Regions from separate parts of the Homo sapiens genome. Here region 1 is linked to region 2. The links are chromatin contacts, found by Hi-C or POLR2A ChIA-PET in ENCODE. All regions are on one chromosome and are shown on one strand. Each heading gives the region's core, a stretch centred on a gene start or an enhancer-like site at or near the end of the contact. The rest is flanking DNA. Distances are from core to core; before and after follow the strand shown. Region 1 overlaps LINC02387 (long intergenic non-protein coding RNA 2387). Region 2 overlaps SINHCAF (SIN3-HDAC complex associated factor).

Region 1 (4,018 bases), core at 464-2,963, 64 kb before region 2:
CTATCTCCTAGTAATCCCTTTCCCTTGAGTGAGCTGGATTTACAGATGCAATTTTGAATAATAGAACCTTGTAGAAGGGATGAGTTGTCACTTCTGAGATTAGGTTATATAAAGACTGTCACTTCTTTCTAAGGGCTCTTTCTCACTTGGATGGTCCCCAGAAAGTCAGCTGCCATGTCACGAAGTGCCCTGTGAGAAGGACCTGTAAGGAGGGACGGAGGGAGGCCTCTAAATGACAGCCTTCGAGGAACTGAATCCTGCTGGTGACCATGTGAGGGAGCTTGGACTCCGGTCCCCCTGTGTTGAGCCTTCAGATGAGTTGGCAGCCCCAGCTGGTGGCATGACTGTAACGTCCTGAAACACCTTCAGCCAGAAAGCATTCAGCTAAACCACACCTGTATTTCTGACCCAAAGAAATTGTGAGATAATAAACATTTCTTCTCTTGAACTGCTATACCTTAAGCTAATTCGTTACACAGCAATAGATAACAAATACTACCTCTGGACCCCTGCCTGCCACCATACCAAATTCCATGCTCTGAGTTCTAGAGTCAGTGGTGTTTCCACCTGTCATGCCCAGCCCTTCACTGCTAGTATTATAATGAGGGCTTGCCCATATCTCTGCCCCCAGATGGCAGACTCTGTACAGGAAAGAAGGAAGGAGGAGTGGGAAGTCACCACTTTCTTTCTCAAGACTCTGAGTCTCTATTCTGCTGCTGGCCACATGTTTATACCCACAGTGTCAACAGCGCCTGGCCCCAAAGTGCAGCTGCAACTTCAGGAAGAGACTCAGGCCAGCCAGAGCCAAAGCTCTATGGCAGCCACCTTCCTCCACCTCCTTCTATTACACTTCCCTCCACCTCCCTCCATCTCCTCAGTCTTCTCAGCCAGCTTCCCCTGACCCTTGAGCACCAGGCAAGCATGCACACACACAGGCACATGCAGGCATGCACGCACGACACCAGGCCCACAGCCTCTCTTTACTCCAGAGGAGCTAGGTGGAGTCACTCCTCCCTCCTTTCACACACACCCTGGGGCCACGCTTTTGTGGCTTTTCTGAATGAAAGGGGAGGTGAGGTGGGGGTGGGGGAAGCCGTCTCTGCCTTTGAACTGCCCAGTTCCTCCACCTTTATTTCCAGCTAACCACCGAGTGCCTGCAAAAAAACAAAACAAAACAAACCAGAAAAACTAAAAAAGGAGCCCAAGTGTCTCTTGCTGCTTTCAGTTTCTGGAGAGCCAGCACACAGGTCACCCACTATCCCTGCCGAAACCCTGAGGTCTGAGGAAGGCCTCTTCACACTGCCTCTGGGCGCTGCCTTTGGCTTCCGGGAGCCCCCCATGCACTTCCCTGGAAACAGGTGGAGCTCTGTCCTGTGGCTCTGATTCACTCTCCTGTCCCTCGGTACACCATTGCGCCGTGTCCTCCTGCTGGCCCTTCTGTTACCCTGTACTTGCTGTACACTACCACGGTGGCCGGGGGCCTCAGCACCAGGAAAGCAACTTCCCCCGTGTCCTCCCCAACTCCTGAGTCCAATCCTTCAAGTCTATGGTGCCGAAGCAGGGGAAATGAATGTTGGAGAGACATGCCTGGGTCTGAACTCACCTCTATTGAAGGAAAACAAAGCTCACTAAGATTGCACCCTACGGTGTGTGCTTCTGTTCTCTCCACCTACCGTCAGCACTCTCAGCAGTTTTCCTCTTGGCTCTGCCTCCTGCAATTACTTTCTGCTCAGCTGCTTGCTGTTGCTAAGAAGGGTTATGCCCATCAACTGTGCTGTAGACATGCAGTATTGTGACGATGGGAGGGACATGGCTTGGAAGGTGGCTTTAATTTGAATTCTGCCATTTATGATATTTGGCCCTGGGTGTGTTACCTGATCGTCCTGTGCCTTATCCTCTGCGTCTGCTAATAGACCGTTTCCCAGGGTTGGGCAGAGATGAAATTAAATAAAACCACACACACTACAGTGCATGGAATGTACTAGGTGTTCAATAAATGTTTCCTTTTTTTTTTTTTTTGAGACTGAGTTTCGCTCTGTTGCCCAGGCTGGCGTGCAATGGCGCGATCTTGGCTCACCGCAACCTCCGCCTCCCGGGTTCAAGCGATTCGCCTGCCCCAGCCTCCTGAGTAGGTGGGATGACAGGCACGTGCCACTATGCCCAGCTAATTTTTGTATTTTTATTTTTAATTTTTTCGAGACAGAGTCTTGCTCTGTTGCCCAGGCTGGAGTGCAGTGGCGAGATCTTGGCTCACTGCAACCTCCACCTCCTGGGTTTTAAGCAATTCTCTGCCTCAGCCTTCTGAGTAGTTGGGATTACAGTCACGTGCCACCATGCCCAGCTAATTTTTTGTATTTTTAGTAGAGATGGGGTTTCACCATCTTGGCCAGGCTGGTCTTGAACTCCTGACCTCATGATCTACCTGCCTTGGCCTCCCAAAGTGCTGGGATTACAGGCATGAGCCACTGTGCGCGGCCAAATGTTTCTTGTCTTGTGTTTCAAAAGGACTTTAAGGCCAGGCACAGTGGTTCATGCCTGTAATACCAACCCTTTGGGAGGCTGAGGGAGGAGGACTGCTTGAAGCTAGGAATTTGAGACCAGCCTGGGCAACATAGCAAGACCCTGACTCAACAAAACTCTTAAAAAACCAAAAGCATTAGCCTGGCGTGGTAGCATGCACCTGTAGTCCCAACTTCTCTGGAGGCTGAAGTGGGAGGATCACTTGAGCTCAGGAGTTGGAGGCTGCACTGAGCTATGACTGCACCACTGAACTCCAGCCTGGGCAACAGAGTGAGACCCTGGTTCTAAAAATAAATAAATAAATAAATAAATAAATAAATAAATAAATAAGGACTTTTAACAACCCTTGTACTTTTTTATTGGAAATACGCATAGAAAGCAAAGAAGATTTTGAGGTCTAGCTGATAAAGGGCCACATTCAGTCTTTTATTGGTTTTTTGGTGAAGCAGGAAGACGTTGAGGGTGGTATGAGGATACTACTCTTTTATTGGTTTTTAATCTGACTTACCCTGCCGTGCTGAGTTAATGCTGTGGAAAACAGCTGCTCAAATGCCAGAGGAATGGATGTGCCTGAACCTGCCCCTGACTCCCAGGTGGTAAGGTGTTTTTCATGTTTGTGTTCAGGTCTCTGTGCCTTTGCTTTGGCCTCACCACGATGGAAGGGAAGTGCCCACATCGCAGGGAGCACACAGAATATGACGGCTAACATGCTACATCCAGCCTGCCATTATCCGCAGGGGTATGGCGTCATTGGATTCACATTTATCATTCAACTTCCAGATCAACAAAGCTTGTCTTCATAAATTAAGTGCATCCAAGTTTCTTTATATTGGCCACAGCAGACACAGAGGATCCGCAGCAAATCATGGATTTCAGTGGTCTTTTCAAATCAGTCAAGTTTAGGTCTAGTATGTGCTAGTGCCTAACTCTAAGCATAATAAGAAGAGGAGCCAAACACATTATGTTGAGATTTTTAGAAATTTAACTCAAGGTTGGGCGTGGTGGCTCACGCCTGTAATCCCAGCACTTTGGGAGGCCGAGGAGGGTAGATCACTTGAGGTCAGGAGTTGGACACCAGCCTTGGGCAACATGGTGAAACCCCATCTCTACTAAAAACTACAAAAATTAGTGTGGTGGCGGGTGCCTGTAATTCCAGCTACTTGGGAGGCTGAGGCAGGAGAATTGCTTGAATCCAGGAGGTGGAGGTTGCAGTGAGCCGAGATCACTCCAGCCTGGGCGACAAAGCAAGAATCTGTCTCAAAAAAAAAAAAAATTTAAATCAATTGTAGGAGTTTCTATACACACAGAAAATCCATTATTAAAATAGTTCAACTTTTTCTCTACAATGTGAAAAACTACCGTAGTTCTGTAAACCAAGGTTTAATCAAGAGCAGATCAAAATTGAGTTCTGAAGTCTACATACTAACTTCTTGATAACATAAACAGGAAGAGGTATAAAAGGCTATTTTGGGCTGGGCACAGTGGCTCACGCCTGTAA
Region 2 (4,171 bases), core at 131-2,630:
ATATGATGGTGGTCCCAAAAGATTATGATACCATATTTTTTTGTACCTTTTCTATATTTAGATGCACAGATTCTTACCATTGTATTACAGTTGCCCACGGCATTCAGTACCGTCACACGCTGTATAAGTTTGTTGCCTTGGAACAGTAGGCTATCCCATATAGCCTAGGGGTGTTGTAGGCTATTGCCATCTTGGTTTATGTGAGGACACTGATGTCTGCACAAGGATGCCCAATGATGCATTTCTCAGAATGTGTCCCCATTGTTAAGCAACACATGACTGTACTGAAGCTTTAGGTTTACTCATCTAAGTTTATTTCTAAAACAACTTTAAAAAGATAGTGTTCTGTGGTAATAACTCCTAAAACTATGGACACGAAAGTGATATTAATAATTTTCTTGGCCGGGCACGGTGGCTCACGCCTGTAATCCCAGCACTTTGGGAGGCCGAGACGGGTGGATCACAAGGTCAGGAGATCGAGACCATCCTGGCTAACATGCTGAAACCCTGTCTCTACTAAAAATACAAAAAGTTAGCCGGGTGTGGTGGCGGGCACCTGTAGTCCCAGCTACTAGGGAGGCTGAGGCAGGAGAATCACTTGAACCTGGGAGGCAGAGCTTGCAGTGAGCCTAGATCGCGCCACCGCACTCCAGCCTGGGTGAAAGAGTGAGACTCTGTCTCCAAAAAAAAAAAAATTTTTTTCTTTTATTGTTGCTTTATGTGATAATTTTGTGATAATTTATAGTTAGACCCTCATACATACACACATCCTCTGACTTGTCCATTGGAGTTTAGTTTCTATATTCATTGCCTTTTCATCACCTCTCTTAGTCCGGTTGTTTTGGTGAGCTGGCCCTTGATTTGGATATTCCAAATTACTTTTCCTAAGGTACAGATTTACTGCCAGCTACATATTTGCATCCAGCCCCAGAGCTGTTTTCATTCCTTCCTTGACGTTGAGATTTTTTTTTTTTTTAACAGGAGGACTGCAATTTATTTCACTCTACGTCTCTGGGACATTTGCCTCCCACTGTTACTACTCTCAGGCACAAAGCCTTGTAGAAGAGGTCCACAAACCTCTAACAACTAAGGGGCAGATCAGCGGTCAGACAACATGAGCTCGTTCTTTTTTTGTCTTAATGATAATAAGGAATTATTATTATTAAATTCTAACCTTGGATTTTTGTGAATTTTACATCTTCCCTTCAGCAGTTTCAATTCAGGGGCAAACTTGACTGCTTAGAACTTCCCATTTATCACAGAAGAAATCCCCTCTGAATTCCCATTAGGCAAAGTAGTATGGGCTGATGCATAGTGAGCTAGTTGTGTGCTTAGTATCAAATAGTATTCATGGTAAATGCTCAAAACTTCCCCAGAGGGGAATCACGTTAATGCAAATGTGCAAAATAAAAAGGTGTGTCTTAAATTTAAGGATGCATCCTTAATTGTGTACAGCTTCATTATTTTACAGGATTGTTTGTGGCATTTCTTACTTCAAAACCTGATTTTAAAAAATGCTTCTCTTCCCCATTTTTAGATTGCATGTTTGTTAGGCGAGTTAGGAGGTAGTAGAGTCCTCCTTAAATAACTAGGCTTTTCTTTGTGTTTTATACGCTTGCCTTGATAGTGCCAAGAATGGAGGTCGATCCAGGAGGTCTTCCCTTGAGCTGCCTGCCTGTCTTGGTCATATAACACCAAGTTGCTTGGGGGTGGGGTGGAGCAGAGAGAACTCTTTAATGGTTCCTTGTTACAGCCCTCAACAAAGATATGTCAATTCCCTTGGCTTTACAGACTATTGCCCAGAAGAAAAGATGTTTGGTTTTCACAAGCCAAAGATGTACCGAAGTATAGAGGGCTGCTGTATTTGCAGAGCTAAGTCCTCCAGTTCTCGATTCACTGACAGTAAACGCTATGAAAAGGACTTCCAGAGCTGTTTTGGGTAAGATCACCTGATGTTTGTACTATTCTTAGAGTGAAAAAATACCACAGCATACAGAAATATTTGTAAGCAAGGTGATTGGAACAATGTGCTAATAATAAAAATCACTTATTCTAATTTAGGCTGTGTAAGTCTCCTGCTTTTTAAATGAATCAAACAATGCTGACAGCCTACTTTTTTCCAGATTATGAGGAGCTACCACATTAATCGTGAAGCCCCTTAAAGTTGTAGCTAGACAAACCCTTTTGTTGTTGACTTCCTTTTGTGGTTAATTTTTAAAAAGGCTTTTAAAAAAATTACCCTTGACTGGGTGCAGTGGCTCACACCAGTAATCTGAGAGCATTTTGGGAGGCCGAGGCGGGCGGATCACGAGGTCAAGAGATCGAGACCATCCTGGCCAACATGGTGAAACCCCATCTCTACTAAAAATACAAAAATAAGCTGGGCGTGGTGGTGCACACTTGTAGTCCCAGTTACTCCAGAGGCTGAGGCAGGAGAATCACTTGAACCCAGGAGGCGGAGGTTGTAGTGAGCCGAGATCACGCCACTGCACTCCAGCCTGGCGACAGAATGAGACTCTGTCTCAAAAAAAAAAAAAAAAAAAAAAAATTACGCTTGACCGGGTGCAGTGGCTCACGCTAGTAATCCCAGCACTTTGGGAGGCTGAGGCAGGTGGGTCACTTGAGCCCAGGAGCTTGAAACCAGCCTGGGCAACATGGGGAAACCCATCTCTACAAAAAATACAAACAAAAAACTCACCAGACGTGGCGGTACATGCCTGTAGTCCTAGCTACGTCGGAGGCTGAAGTGAGAGGATCACCTGAGCCTGGGAGGTTGAGGAAATGAAGATACTAAAATAAAAATAAAATTTAAAAAGGCATGCATGGTTGGCACAGACCTTTTTGACACCTTCAGAATAGTTAAAAAGTCCAGGATTAACAATAAATGATCAACAAATGTTTTGATAAGAAAAAGTGGTGAAAGTAATTTCTAACATGGGAAATCATTCTTTTTTTCTTTTCTTTTTTAAAGAGACAATGTCTTCCTATGTTGCCTAGGCTGGAGTGCAGTAGCTATTCACAGGTGTGATCATTGTGCACCACAGCCTTGAACTTTTGGGCTCAAGTGATCCTCCCGTCTGAGCCTCTCGAGTAGCTGGGACTACAGGTGTGCACCACCTTACTCAGCAATATAATCGTTTGTTTGTTTGTTGGTTTGTTTGAGACAGAGTCTCACTCTGTCACCCAGGCAGAACTGCAGTGTCACTGTCATGGCTCACTGCAGCCTTGACCTCACTGGCCTCAGGTGAGCCTCCCACCTCTCTCTCCTGAGTAGCTGGGACTACAGGCATGTACTACCATGCCCTGCTAATTTTTCTATTTTTTTGTAGATACAGGATTTTGCCATGTTGCCCAGGCTGGTCTCGAACTCCCGGCTGCCTCAGCCTCCTAAAGTGCTGGGATTACAGGCATAAGCCACCTCATCTGGCCATTTTCATTTTTTAAAACTACAGTGCCTCTCTGGTTTTGTTTGCTGCGAAACTGGAATATTATGGCACATTATTTTACTTGCCAAAGGTTAGCATTTTGATACTTATGAAATATCTACACAGGCCGGGTGTGGTGGCTCACACCTGTAATCCTAGCACTTTGGGAGGCCAAGGCGGACAGATCAGTTGAGCCCAGGGGTTGGAGACCAGCCTGGGCAACATGGCAAAACCCTGTCTCTACAAAAAATACAAAAATTAGCCAGGCGTGGTGGCACGTGCCTGTGGTCCCAGCTACTAGGGAGGCTGAGGTGGGAGGATCACTTGAACCTGGGAAGTTGAGGCTGCAGTGAGCCATAATCCCACCACTGTACTCCAGCCTGCGTGACAGAGTGAGATCCTGTTCACCCCCACGCCCCCACCAAAAAAGAAATATATTTACACATTTCAAGAAAGATTAATTAAACAGCAATGTTTAAAACCGTGATAATCAGAATCTCTTTTAGGTCTTGAGTTTTACTCTTTAATTTTAAAAGCATTTTTTTAAATTAAATTAAAAAAAAAAATTTTAAAGTAGAGATGGGGTCTCCTTGTGTTGCCCAGGCTGGTCTCGAACTCCTGCACTCAAGTGATCTTCCCACCTTGGTCTTCCGATGTGCTGGGATTACAGGTGTGAGCCACCACACCAGCCTATTTAATTATTTAATTTTTTTTTTTTGAGATGGAGTCTCGCTCTTGTTGCCCAG

The links. A loop is a pair of places that touch in the nucleus more often than their neighbours do. ChIA-PET counts read pairs that join two places held with the same protein, here RNA polymerase II (POLR2A). Pooled maps may share reads with other maps.
Region 1: a map of naive thymus-derived CD4-positive, alpha-beta T cell shows a loop between it and region 2 (3-fold over the local background). The contact joins two enhancer-like sites. A Hi-C loop is called at or near these places in 2 of 168 maps with a recorded cell type or tissue (Caco-2 and naive thymus-derived CD4-positive, alpha-beta T cell), 10 of 37 single-sample maps with no recorded cell type and 7 of 50 pooled maps. POLR2A ChIA-PET finds 5 or more read pairs at or near these places in 12 of 52 experiments (B cell, Caco-2, GM12878 and 7 more).

Annotation. Positions count from the first base shown.
Region 1 is chr12:31,359,911-31,363,928 of GRCh38, reverse strand. LINC02387 (long intergenic non-protein coding RNA 2387) reads left to right here. Exons shown (of 2, transcript NR_146469.1): 2 at 134-448. Among named protein-coding and RNA genes, the nearest start is that of LINC02387, 7.4 kb to the left of the region's middle. Within about 2 kb of position 1,713, at least 7 of the 41 ENCODE cell types and tissues checked have a DNase peak (open chromatin) inside an H3K27ac peak, as active enhancers do; they include GM12878, where a contact is called at or near this core.
Region 2 is chr12:31,295,845-31,300,015 of GRCh38, reverse strand. It overlaps SINHCAF (SIN3-HDAC complex associated factor), which reads left to right. Exons shown (of 6, transcript NM_001135812.2): 2 at 1,792-1,939. The coding sequence starts at 1,812. Among named protein-coding and RNA genes, the nearest start is that of FLJ13224, 26 kb to the left of the region's middle. Within about 2 kb of position 1,380, at least 2 of the 41 ENCODE cell types and tissues checked have a DNase peak (open chromatin) inside an H3K27ac peak, as active enhancers do; they include GM12878, where a contact is called at or near this core.